Regions from separate parts of the Mus musculus genome. Here region 2 is linked to region 1. Evidence: chromatin contacts called from ENCODE Hi-C or POLR2A ChIA-PET data. All regions are on one chromosome and are shown on one strand. Each heading gives the region's core, a stretch centred on a gene start or an enhancer-like site at or near the end of the contact. The rest is flanking DNA. Distances are from core to core; before and after follow the strand shown. Region 1 holds the start of Tbc1d1 (TBC1 domain family, member 1). Region 2 overlaps Tbc1d1 (TBC1 domain family, member 1).

Evidence for each region. Hi-C counts contacts between places; a loop is a spot of excess contacts on that map. ChIA-PET counts read pairs that join two places held with the same protein, here RNA polymerase II (POLR2A).
Region 2: a map of T-helper 17 cell shows a loop between it and region 1 (2.2-fold over the local background). The contact joins the enhancer-like site here to the promoter of Tbc1d1 in region 1. A Hi-C loop is called at or near these places in 2 of 37 maps with a recorded cell type or tissue (T-helper 1 cell and T-helper 17 cell). POLR2A ChIA-PET finds 5 or more read pairs at or near these places in 1 of 5 experiments (Patski).

What each region holds. Positions count from the first base shown.
Region 1 is chr5:64,157,881-64,164,981 of GRCm38, forward strand. Tbc1d1 (TBC1 domain family, member 1) reads left to right here and starts at 2,380. Exons shown (of 22, transcript NM_001310611.1): 1 at 2,380-2,625.
Region 2 is chr5:64,237,370-64,243,863 of GRCm38, forward strand. The region is part of intron 2 of Tbc1d1 (TBC1 domain family, member 1); the gene reads left to right. Among named protein-coding and RNA genes, the nearest start is that of Gm46913, 6.7 kb to the right of the region's middle. Within about 2 kb of position 3,467, at least 1 of the 3 ENCODE cell types and tissues checked has a DNase peak (open chromatin) inside an H3K27ac peak, as active enhancers do.

The sequences.
Region 1 (7,101 bases), core at 1,130-3,629:
GACCTCTGGGTCACTAAGGCCATCTAGGAGCCCCTGTGGGGAAGAGCTACACACACACACACACACACACACACACACACACACACACACAGAGTCAACCAGCCCAATGTCATCCCATAGCCCAGAGGGAACTCTGCTGCTGCACTTCAGTCTCAACCCCTTAGAGATGGCCTTAGGGGCTCTGTTGGAACTCCTGTGCCTCAGGAGGAGGAGCCACTTCCTTCCTATAACAAGAACGGGTGCAGGTGGGTGCCCAGAGCTTGGCTGGCACTGCTCACAGTGAGACTACAGATTTCTCTTCCTGTTTGACAGTCTTTAACTCTGCAAACCCCACATGCCAGCCTTGATCTAGAGATTTTACTATTTCTTCCTGAGCTGCTGGAACCCAAAGGGTGAGGCAGGCAGGCTGTCTCCTGAGGTCTACAATAAGTCAGTTAAGGGTTGTTTTTTTTGTTTGTTTTTTGTTTTTTGTTTTTTGTTTTTTTTTTTTTTTAAAGTTCCGAATTCTTTATTGTGTGTCTGGGAACTAGAAAGGTGATGTAGAGATAGCTGCCTGGTGCCTGGTACATGGGCACAACACTTCCCCAGGCCAGGTCAGGGTTAGCATGGTTTCTTGCCTCTAAGGTATACATCTCTGAGCTGGAATTTGTGCGAGCTTATGGGGGAATGAACTGCTCCCCCTCCTCCCAGCACCAGCTGGAGCCTGGACTACTAGGCTACTCTACCCAGGCACTGCCTTCCTTTACCATCTGGTCTCTACTTGACTGCTAAGCCTTCCTGCACTCCAGAATCAAACGTTTTGCAGGGAGGAGGTGGCAGGGTGAGGACAAGATAAGGGAAGGAAATGGTAGATGAGGTGGCTCTGGCCCTATTCTGTAAGCATGCTCCAGAAATTCTCTGTCCCTTCTATGGTGGAGACTGCCAGGCAGGGTAGTTAAGCAATAGGTCCAAATGTGGCTGGGATGCTCCTTCAATGGCTGGCATGTCGCTTGTCTTGACGTGGTGACCTTCTGGAAGTAGCCATGGTCTGTAGGCCACAGAGCGGGAAGGACAACTTAACAATGGGGTTGAAGATAAAAGCATGAAACAGTGATAGTATGATGCTGAAGACGATAGAGTTTAGCTGGATAACCTGATCTTTTCCTGCGGAGCATTTTCCACGAACCAATCAACACTCTTTTCCTTAGACTATTCCTGGCTATATCTATTCTCATTCATTCTCTCTCTCTCTCTCTCTCTCTCTCTCTCTCTCTCTCTCTCTCTCTCTCTCTCTCTCTCTCTCGATCTGAAACTAGGAAGACAAACTATGGTGTAATAAAGAATGAACTAACCCCACATGGCAGCTACGGAGGGCTCTAGATACAATCCAAGCCACGTGCACCGCTCACTTTTCTTGGATCCCTTCTGCTCTTTGGAGTGAGTCTGCCTCTTTAACTTGCGGGAATGGTGCTTTGAGAGGTTTCTGTGGCTCTCTGGCGTGCACACAGACGCGCAGTGCGTGCGTGTGTGTGCTCCGCACGCAGAGAGGGAAAAAGCGCGCGGTCCGGGCTCTGCGTCACTCCCCGCACCTGGCCAGAGATGGGTTTAGTAGAGGCTAATCCGCGGAGGGCACTTCATCCCGGGTGTTTCTCTGAGTCCCCGATTTTGCTGCCTGGAGTGCCAGCGTCCCATCCTGCTTCGGTTCCTGGTTCCCCCCACCAGCCCCCATCCTGCCATTCGACCCCAATGCAAGAAGGATGAGGCGGGGGAAGGGCTGGTGGCTGGGTGGCCTGCGGGTACGCTGCGCAGTGATCTCCGGGTCCGTTTCGGAGGGTGCGTGCAGAGAAGCAGGATCCCTCAGGGAGCGCGGGCTCCGCTGCCACCTGCTGAGAACCTCGCACGCCAAAACAGCCTCGGGCAGGGCTACCTGCTATAAATAAGCGGTCAAGAGCCCGGTGTGTGACCACACATCCCGCCGGGAGGGCCATAATCACTTGTGAGCACGCAGGGAATATTCCGGGCCAGGACTTCGCGCTGAGGCTGGATGGGGTGGCGATGCTTGCACCTTCCCCGAGCTCTCGTGGGGTGGCGCCTGGTGGCCCCTGGGCGGGCTGAGGATGGACCGCTGGGGAGCGAGGGGAGGGAGGCCGCGGAGGACCCGCACTGCAGCAGCTGTTGCTCGCCTGTGACTCGCCAGTCTGGGCCGAGTCGCCTAGCCAGAGTCGCTTGGTGCGGAGGGGAAGGGAGGGCATCTACTCCTGTTCTTGGCTCCCGGGGGACTCACTAGGGAGATTCCGGCTGCTGTCCCCCTCCCCCGCCTCTGCTTTCCCCAGCGCTCGCCCAGCCCGGGAGGAGGAAACGCGAGCGAGCCGCGCGCAGACACCTCCTCCTCCTCCTCAGCTGCTGTCGCCGCCGCCGGCCACACCGCGGTGCCTGTTGCTGCAAGCCACCTCGGACCGACCGTCTCTTCAACCCGCAAGAGAAGCAGAGACTGTGGAGTGGACCCCCACCCCAGCAGCGTGGGGCGGCAAGAGCACAGCCAGCTGAGGACCATGGACGCCCCGCCCGCCCAGGCCATCTTCTGGGTGCCCGGGAGCACCTGCGCGCCCTAGCTCAGCCCGGAGTTCTGAGCGTGCCACCTCACTGGTAGGTTCCACCTTGGGTCCTTAGGGTGCGGGGCAACCCTCCACTTCCAGCATGCCCCTGAGCTCCCTTGCTGCAGAGAAGGCGCGGTCCCGCCACCCAAGGGCGTTGCTGCCGGGTCTCTTGGGGTGCTCTGGTGGGGGAGGGGGAAGAGGCGGGATTTCAGAGCTACCTTGTTGTCCTCTGCTTGGGGGTGGGGGGGGGGGGGAGAAACCTTGATGCTTTCTGCGCTGCGACGAAGGTGCTCAGGTCCCCTGCTCCTCCTCCTTGCATATCCCGCCCCACTCCCTCCCGCCAAATATCACCGGGGCACAAGTGTTTGTAAGGCATCCAGCTCGGACGAGGCCGGTCAGAGTGACCCCAGGCCGCCTTTTGAAAGTTCAGGGTACTTTGCAGCGGTAACTTTGGCAGCTTCTCGGTGCACGCAACATTTCTTTCTATGGGCACATCCTGTGCTGGTCATTTTGAAACCCGGCTTGATTGTTTCCTAGCAGCTTCCGGGTTGCTACGTGAGTAAGAGGCTCACTCTAACTTCACAGGTTGCTGTTCTCTTCTTTTCTAAAAGATGTGTCGTTCTGTTTGAACCCCACCTAGGTGTGGCGTTCCTGGTTGTGATTTTATTTTAAATGCCTTGTTCTCCGGAAGTTGCTTAAAAAGGAAAAGAAATTGAAAGTGATGAGTGTTTCTCTCAGCAAACATCTTCAGCGCCCTGGTACTGATGATGGCAGGCATTCACCTCCTACGTACAACCCTCCTTCGTCCTCTTAGTGGCTGCAAGCCGTTCTTCTATTTAGAGCCAGGTGTTAGAAGGGAATTTTTGAATGACCTAATTTAAATGGGTCACACCCAGGAAGCTCAGCTGTCTCTACAAGTCTAAACTTCTAAACTTTTTGCGTTGCACCTCCATGGGCAAAGATCCCTTTTAAGACCCCCTCGATGTGAAGTGGGATTCCCATGAGTTGGAGAATGGCCACACTTAGGCTTTATTGTTTGTGGAGCCTGCTCAAGGTGGGAGGGGTGGGATGGGAGAAGGAGAGGGCAGCTGTACCCAAAGGTAGGAATGTATCACTTTTCAGGGTCTCACTACCTTGCCTGAGAGCTCGCTGAGGCTAGCGAGTTCTTTTCTCTTTTCTCAGCATTCACGGTGCCCCCCTTCTGCAGAGTCAGTTCCTCCCTGGGAACCCTGAGGACTTTCTTAAGGAACCAGGAAGAGGCATGAAAAGTACATAAACGGGTGGGTGCTTTGCAAAACTCTTAGCAATGGGAAGCTGAGCCTCTGATGTGCCTGTCTTTAATGTTCGTTCCTATCAAGTTAAAGGGACCAACTCTCTTAAGTTTATCTGTAAGAAACCATTGATGTGCCGTGAGCTCTACTGTGTGGTAGATGCTGCAGTGAGTTAGCTGGTACCCCATAAAAGGCTGCATGTATGAACTAATGACCAAGGGACCAAATGTGGTGCAATGGACAGTCTGAAACCAGCAGAGGACCATTAAAAGGGATGCTTTTGGGGGGGGGTGTGGATTTGTTCAGTCATTTACAAACCCATAGAAAAGGGGAAAAGCTTTGGTGTAGTTATGACTTATTAATACCAAAGGAGAGCTTTGCAGTGGGCCTCCCTGACACAACCTACCCTTATCTGTCCCAGGAGAGCTCGAGGGTTCCCTGATAACCCTTCTAATGTATAAGAGCCTTCTAACATACAAGTCCCAGTACCCGAGGAAACCTGGAGGCGATGGATGGGTGTCTGGAGGAACACTGACTGCCCCCCTAGCCCTTCACTACCTAGCCTTTGTTAATCTCTGATCCTTCATTCCTGGAAGACCTGGACTAAGAAGGCCCCAGCCGAGGTGCAGAGCCAGGTGTTGGTGGGAGCTACTTTGTGACCCATTATTTTCTAGGGTGTGCCCCTAGAGAAGGACTAACTGATGCCCCTCCTTCCAACAGCTATTTGATAGACTAAGGGACAGGAGGACAAGAAGGATGCTTGCAGGGTGCTGTTTCAAATGTGCTTCTCTTAAATCAGCAAATGAAAACTTCCAGAATTGCCCCCATCCCAGTAGGCCCCAGTGCCCAAAGTTTCTCTAGTCTCAAGAAAACTTAAAACACTTACAGACACCTGTGTGTGTGTGTGGTGTGTGTGTGTGTGTGTGTGTGTGTGTGTGTGTGTGTGTGTGTGAGAGACAGTTATTTTGCCTTGCTCTTTCTGTGTCTGCTTTCCTACCCTTCTCAAGTTTAACGACTGAGGTAATCCTAGAACTTGATCTGTCCCTCATCCTTGTCAGGCCTGTTCCTTGCACATTAAACTTGGAGAAGCACAATCTGTCCATTAAAGTGACCGAAAGGCTCCAGCAGCAACCAGGGCATGCAGGATTCACATCCCAGGAGCGAATGACACGGACTTTGTCTTCAGAGCTGCTCCTCTGCATGTTGCTTTGCCCTCCTTGCGCCCCCCTCTCCCCATCTCCTTCTTTCTTAACTCTATACATCAATGAAAATATTTTAAGAGAAGACTCTTCACAAAAGACATGATGGTTTCCACAGTCAAGAGTTTTGATATTTTTTCAGTCAAAAATTCAGTTTGATAGGTTCGTAGATCTAAAGGCAATGGACCTCTTCTCAGACTGCAAATATATAGGAAAGTTTTAGATTGTATGAAATAATCCTGATACTTAGGCTTCAGTGAGATCAAGGAGAGTGTGGGAAATATGTCTTAGTACTAACAAATACATTTAATGCTGAGTTTGATGGATATGGAGATAATAGCAACCAGTTCTCTCTTACAAGATAATACCTATCTTGGGTGTGGTGGTGTGTGCCTGTAACCCTTAGTACTCTGAGAGGAAGAGGCCCAGAAGGATTAAGGTCCATTTTGGCTATGTAATAAGTTTGTGGCCTTCCTTGATTACAGGCCATTGTAGCCCTAAGCCTCCAAACCAACCAACCAAACCCAACCCAAAGATAACAAGTTCATTAAATTTCAGCAAATCACTATTCACTTCTTAACAGGGTGGTACACACCTGCAATTCCAACTACTATAGAAGCTGAGGCAGGAAGATGGAGAGTAAGACAGAATTTCATTTTAAGACAAAATATTGCTTAATGAAAGGCAAAAGGGACTGGGGATATAGCTCAGTTTTGGAGTGTTTGCCTAGTATGGATGAGGCCCAGGGTCAATACCTAGTATAAAAATAAAAACATAACAAAACAAATATTATATGGAATAGATGGATCTGTACTTTGCAAGCAAGACAATATTTATGGGCTTGTCAGAATTTATGAACATAAACATTTAGAGTACTTAAAACATTCCTGGAACCTAATTAAAATTACTGCCATTTATTACTATGCTTATTTACTTTATATCTTAACTCTGACATTAAGCTTGAATTTCTAAGGCCATGGAAAATGCAGGTAGAACAAACAAGCCACCCCAACTAGAGGATGCTTGAGGGGTAACCATACTATTTGAGTGAAAAGAACAGGAGTTGTACACAAGACAGGTCGGGATTCAAATCCCGCCTTCCCCATTTATTAGGGAGGTAACCCTTTCTGTGAAGTAGGAAGATAAAGCTGAGCCCCTCAGTTGTGGCAGTGCAAAAGGGCCAAGAGGTGGTTAGCCACAAGTGTCCCTCCAGCAATGAAGGGTAAGCATGAACCCAAGAGCCAAAAGAACCAGGTTCAAATCCCGATTCTGTACTTAAGCATTTGAACTTGGCAAGTGCCCTCACAGTTTCTTCACTCAGTTGTCTATGGTGGCAGTGAGTTAAGTCAGTTGGTAGCTACACAGCACTCTTTTGTGTTGACTGTTGTTACTACTCAAAGGAGACAGGCAGGAGGGAGGGTTATTCACAACCTGTATAACAAAGTGTAAGATAATATCGGTAGGGTACAGGACTGGCTTCAATGAGCTCTGACTTATGTAAGAAGCCATTCCAAAATGTCATCACTTGACATATCAAATTAGAGAGGCATACCTCGACACTCAATATTCAAGATGCTGAACAGGTTGGGAATCACAGGCTTCTGTAACTCCATGTCCACCTCTGTAAGGACCATCTTTATCTGATCACTGCCCTGGCTGGGGCCGGGAGAAGTGACAGCCATGGTGTCATACTGTGTGTAAGCGGTGGTCATACTGTGTGAGACTGGAGTACAAGGTTGGAATGCAGTTCAGCTCAGACCCACTTGATTTAAAGAAAGCACTGACTCATAGGAAGAGAGTGGCCCTCAGGAAATTTCCTGCTTCTTCCAAGGTCCCCCAATAGCTAATTGATGTTGGCTATTTCTTAACCTGGTTAGGAACTGGAGGCACCCCACACCCCTTTTCTCTGCCTCTTTCTTTTTTGTCTTAATTGTTTTTTGTGTGTCACTAAAACTCAAATACCTGAGGCTGGAAATTCTGATGTTCAAGACAGGGACTCAGTGTATAGCCCTGACTGTCCTGAAACTCACTATCTAGACCAGGTTGGCCTTGAAC
Region 2 (6,494 bases), core at 2,217-4,716, 81 kb after region 1:
ACACTTGCATCCTTTGAGCATTGTGTAGTTTAGGTGGGGGAGGTGGCCTGTAAGGGAAGGTTAATTGCAAATTAACTAGGCTGTGTTTGCAGGGCTCAGCCAGGGTTCTGGGGAGAATGGAAGGTGAGGTCTGTGTGAAATCTGTAGGAAAGGGCAAACAGGTCACACACAGTGTGGGAGGCTAAGGGAGAAAGAACATGGTTAGGAAGCACTAGTGGGGAAGAAATAGTACCCTAATTGATTGTCCAACACCAAGTAGTTAGCCACTCTCAGCATCCTGTAGTTAACTAGTTACATAGTTACCAGTTTGTCTAGGAGTGGAGCCCCCAGGAGATTTCTACTTTAACATGTCTGTCAGTGTCTTTGTTCAGGTCTTGTTTAGGCATCTATATGGTAGAGGTATCATGAGTGAATCTTCACTCTCGTTCTAGGAGAGACAGCCTGACAGATTTCCTGGTCCTTGGGCTCTGATAATCTTACCACCCCTCCCCCACATTCTTGTGTTTCACAGCTGTCACAGTCGCTTCCCACTTTTAGTACCTTGCATAATTCCTTCTAACACCAGTTTTTTTTTTTTTTTTTTTTTTTTTTAATCTTGAGGAAGGCCTATTATTTTAACCAAATTATTGATACTTGGGTAGATTCAGAAATGAAGGCGCTTTTTTTCATCCCAGCACATCCTATTTATGGTTGTGGCTCAGGTGTGGAAATTCTGGTGGAACTTAGTTCTGTTGTTCAAAGTGGAGTGGAGCTTTGAATGTGATTCCGTTTGTTCTCTTCTGCATAAAGAAGCTGGCGATGAACCAGAGCAATGAAGTCAATTTTGGTCACTAAGTTCTCATAGCTAGTTTATGGCTAAACTTAACCCCGAATTTCTTGTCTCTGGGTTTTGTATATATTAAATATTGCCTTGCTGACTTGTGAGTCAAAGCTATACATATCTTTGAAACAATGTATTGTATTTCTCATATCTTTATTTAACCACATGAGAGCATACTTGTGAATTTCAGATCATGGTGGGCATGGGAAACGTCAGGGGTGGGTAGGAATTATGAGCAGTGGTTGGGGTGAGTGGAGAGCCTTTACTTATGAAGGGTGTCATTAACACAAGGCCCGTGGCCTGGGAGAGCAGCTGTGTGAACGGTGTGCAGGTAGAGAGTATGGCCTGAACCTTTGCAGAGTGAGACCATTGAGGTCCAGTGTGGCAGAGTATCCCTGGCGCTGGGCTGTGGTGACTCACTGGTCCATTTATTTAGTTCTCTTGTTCCCAGGAAGACTCATAGGAAATGAGCTATATGTATAATGGATTTCCTTTCCTTCAATAAGGGTGATGGATTTTGTTTGGAAAAGCATTACCTATATTGGGCATTTAAGAGAAGGGGAAACTTGAATTAACATTAAAACATGGAGAGGAAGAGGTAATTACATATCTGGACACTTTATGTGTGCCAGCCATGATGGGAGTAGCCAAGTTCTGTAACATACCTGATTCTTGGAGTAATTATGATCCTAGTGTGGTTGTTGGCTCTTCCTATGTGTTTTTGCTGGTGTGTGCATAGGGAATATAAAGAAACCAACATTTAGAGAAGCTAGGTAATTTACCAGAGCCATCTTAACATTTAAAAAATTATTTATTCTACTTTATGTGATGTGTTTTGCCTGAATGTATGTCTATGCACTGTGCATGCAGTGCCAGTGGAGGCCAGAAGAGGGGGTTGTATCCCCAGAAACTGGAGTTGATAGCAGTCATGTGCGTGCTGGGATTGAACCCTGGTTCTCTGTAAGAGCAACTGGTGCTCTTAAAAGTGCTGAGCCATTCCTCTGGCCCCATCATAGCTATTTTTAAAGTTATGCTTTTATGGACAGATAAAAATATATTTACTATACCTACCATGATGTTTTGACATATCTACAGTATAGAATGACTAAATCTAGCTGCCTGGTGTACAGCTTATCTTACATCCTTACTATTTGTATAGAGAGACACTTCATATCTGTTGTCTTAGTTCTTCCTAAGAGTATGATACATTTCTGGCTGTAGTCACCAGCACTAGCTGTAGTGGAGCAGCACGAGTCATAGCTGCTAAGATTAAAGGTTGAGTTATATGGCTCTAAGTACAGCAGGCTTTATCTGTGATAGCCGTGTTGTCTGGGGAGGAGGAGGTATTCTCATTATGAAACCTGGTTGGCAGAACTTGGAAAGATTCTTGTCCTCTGAGAAGTGGAACTTCTTTTCTTAGAAGAAAGGTATAAAATGATCAACTCTAGGCTGCTTTTGAAAATAGGTATACAAGGGTGAAGCTAGTTGTGGGTAACACACTTCCAGTATCCCTACATATCAGGAGTTCTTGGCCAGAGAGAGAAGAAAATAGGTGAGAGAGAAACCATGGTGGAAAGTTAAAGATGGGTCAGGATTGGAAGAAAGTTAAGGGCAATGAGGTAGACCCAAGAGGTCAGTTTCCAGGTGATGGGGTTTTCATTTTATTGGTTACTGGATTCCCCACCCCACCTTTCTTCTTTCACTCTGTCTCCTCTCTCTTTTTCTCTTTTCCTTCCTCGTTCTTGTCTCTATAGCCAAGGCTGACCTGGGACTCCTGGATGCCTACCTAGACCTTCAGTGCAGGTATTGTGGGTTTGTACCAGCACACGTTGCTTGCCAAGCGTTCTTTAGCTTGGATTTCTAGAAATAACGGATATAACCATATCTTTTCAGTCGGTCTCTTCAGCTTGGGTGTCTTAGCCTTCCCTGGGCCCCAGTTGCTGATAGATGACCATATGGTGTTGAATGACCACTGTATTCTTGTTCCATGTGGAGTTTGTCTCTGGGATTGCACCTCAGACCAGAGTTATAAATCTTCCTCCATGTCCAATACAGGGCTCAGGTCCTTGGAGCCAGTTCTGTCTCACTGTTTCTAAATGTCAGTAAAAATGGATAAATAGTTTTCCTTCAGGCTACTTAGCATTTAGCTACTTAGTATAGAACAATTCCTGAGCCAGATTACCACTCAAGCACGATTCATCAACGCCACCTCATTGCATTTGTGGGTAGAGAAGACCGCAGTTGCCTGTTCTGTTTCTTCTTTTCATTTACAATTGCGACCATCATTATTCTCTAATGGTGGTGGGACTTGAACCTAGGGCCCTGTGGATGCCAGGCAAGCACTCTACCTGTGAGCTACAGTCTCAGCTTTTCCTCTCCTTAAACATGAGGAAAATGGAGCCCTTCATGGCTGAGGTGATTCCAGCTAGGATGTCTTAGGGGCCAGGGAGATGGCTCAGTGGGTAGGAACACTTGCTATTCTAGTGTGAGGACATGAGTTCAAATCTCCCAACACCCATGTGAAAATCCAGGTATACCATGTGTACACCTGCAGCCACAGCACAGCGTGGGGTGGAGATAGGAGCATTCCCTGGGAATGCAGCTCTGGGTTCAGTGAGAGTCCACATCAGAAGCAGAGGGTGGAGAATGGCAGAACAGAACATGGCACCTGGCGTCCTCTAACACCCGCCTGGCTTCTGCATGCATGCACTCACTGTAGGTGCTCCCACACTCGCACTTGCACACGCGCCCATTCCCTCATCCACGCACTGGCAGCTGAGTCCCGACCAGTGCTGTCTGTGTCTTTCTGTGCTTGCTGCTGTCCTGCTTAGGTGCTGTCTGTCTGTCGCTTCGTCAGGCGGTTCTGGGGTTAAACATAAGCTCTGTAGGACCGAACAGGAACACGATGCTCCGGTCAGGCATCAGCTCATTCAGATGAGATAAGAGGAACATGGGGGGAACGTGGGGCAGAGAAATTACACTGCTCTCTGCCTCCTGGAGCCTGAATGTCGTCGTCCAAGGTCACAACTCTGGGCCTTCCCCCTTTTGCTGAACCAGGCAGAGTACGCTACAGTTTCTGCCCTTTTTCCTCTCCATATGCCGTGAAGAATTTTTTGTTGTCAAGATTTTTAAACAAGAAAAAGTTGGCCAACCAAAGACATAGGCACACCAATTTTGGAAAACTATAAAAATAGGAAGTTTATTTGTTGGGTGAAGTTTACTATTGTAGGCCTGCTAAAGGCAGAGAATTAGCCAAGAATGGTATTTTGAGGAAGTTATTTTTACTGGGTGGACCCAAAGGAAACCAGTCATTAGGTGAAAATAACCCAAGATCCTCCAGACAGTATTTGCTTACAGTCATTTGTGACTGTTCTATTGTCAAGTTTTTTTTTTTTTTTAAATACAATGTAAGTTCCCAAGTATAAATAGTAGAGCTTCAGAATAAAGCTCAAAATTGGCTTCAGAAGAAACAAAAACCCACTAATGAGTAATAAGCGACTGGCTCCTTGTCTTTTGATTATTAACAAATTATCTGGTAAGCATGAATACTACTAGTATATGTACTAGGTCAAGGCCTTCTTATTGTTCCAGAAATAGCCATGTTCCCAAGTTTCCAAGTGAGTGGAAAGATTTCTAAATTATTTTCATTTCTGGAAATCCATGACTAATGCCTAGGACTTTGCATCACCCTGATGTTTCGGTCCGTTCCACTTGATTTTGGTGTTCGTGAGAGAACATTACATTGAGGCAGCTCTCTAGCGTGGTAATCTGCTGAGCTGTGGTGTGTGGACGGCTTTGCTCCCAGGAAAAGCATCATCCTGTGTTAGACCAGGAGTCCCAACCCTGCTCTCATGTTCCGTCGTCACCCCCTGTTGAGTGGACTGGGATAGTGACTTTAGACATTTGCTGAGAATCTTGCCTGCTCCAGGCGATCAGTCTGTGCAGGTTGAAGCTTACTGTGCAAGCCCACCATGTGCACACAAAGTGAGACCTTGCCTGGGAGAAGGCAGGGGTGTGCAAAGGAGTAGTTGGAAGCCAAATTCCTTGTAGATGCCTGTTTTACATAGAATTGTCTTTTCAAATGTGATTTCCAAAGGGCTGGGGAATGGTTTAGTCAGCAAAGGGCTTAGTAAAGGGCTAACTGCGTTAAGTCAGGTCCAGTCCCTAGCACCTAAGTGGATGGAGTCTCATTGTGAGTGAATCAGAACCTGTGATCCCAACATTGGGATAGGGTGGGATGGGGTGGGGTGGGGTAGAATAGGGTGGGATAGGGTAGATGGGGTGGATGGGGGTTGAGACACGAGCATCCTTGGGCCTCATTGGCTAGCCTGTGTAGTTGACTCAGGTTGTTAAACTCAGGAGTCTCACAAATGAGTGAGCTAGAGAGATGGCTCGGCAGTTAAGAGCACTTGCAGCTCTTGCAGCTTCATCCCCAGCACCCACTCGGTGTCTAACAAATGCCTGTACCTCCAGTTCTAAGGGACCTGAAATTACCTTCTGACCTCTGAGGTTGCTGCACACTTGTGGTGTGCCAACATATATGCAGGCAACACACCCCTGACATAAAACAAACATAAAGCTATCTTAAAAACCAAAACCAAACCAAACCAAAAACGTTGTCAAGCAATAGAGGAAAACACCTGGCATTGTTGTCTGGCTTTCACATGCCTGTACATGCATGCATGCATGCACACCTCCACACATTCATGAATGAACACACAGTATGTTTTCTGTCCATGAGCCACAGATATGCTCTGGATGTGAGTAGTTAGTAAGGAATGCAGTGACCTGGAGCACCCGTGTGCTGACTTAGCTGTGTGGTTTTACATTGCTCTAACACGTGTATGTTTCATCTGGAGTGGGTAGATGGCAGCAAAGTGGAAGGAAGGGTGACTCTGTCCTCAAGCCCGTCCTGTGCAGATCTAGGTTGGGTGCACAGGTTCTTCGTGGTCATGGAGCACTAAGCATAGAGTGAGAAACTGGTAAGGTTTGAGTCTCAGAGTCTCCCCCTACAGCATGTCCCTAGGCATATGGGCATATGTTGTTGTTGTTCTGTTATTATCGATGTTACTGTGGTTATTATCTACTTGGAGGCTTAGGGGTTTCAGCCAAATAAGGAAATCTGACACCAACGATTACTCCGTCCCTGCTTCATCATGCAAAGCAAATCCTGTGGTGGGGAAACCAACCTTGACTGGGAATGTCTGGCTAGTTCTGTGTGCCTGAGCTTTGTGACTCGATGCCAGTCACTCTAGCCCTTGGTGGCTTTTTTTCTGATCTCTAAAGTGAGCAGGGTGAATGAATGGGTAGACGAGTGGATGAAGGAATGAATGAATGGCCCCACCCAGGAGTTATGGAAGAAGCTGAATGAGTGAAAGCGTAGAGGAGGGGATGCTCTAGATGGAGGGAGACACTGCATGCCTGTGATTGACACAAGGGCTGTTTGCAAGGGAGTGAGATAAGATGGTTTATTGACAATTCCGTGGAGAAGGACCCCAGGACAGCTGGGTAGCTATTTTGGTAGAGGTTGGAGGAGGGTCCTTGTGCAGAGCCCGGGCTGGAGTGAAAGCCTTGCTGGATGGGACGGGTGGGATCTGGCTGGGTTAAGTACAGGCTTGACCAGCACCTGAGATCTGGCTCATGCTGAGGAATGAATAGTGTGCACCCTGACAGT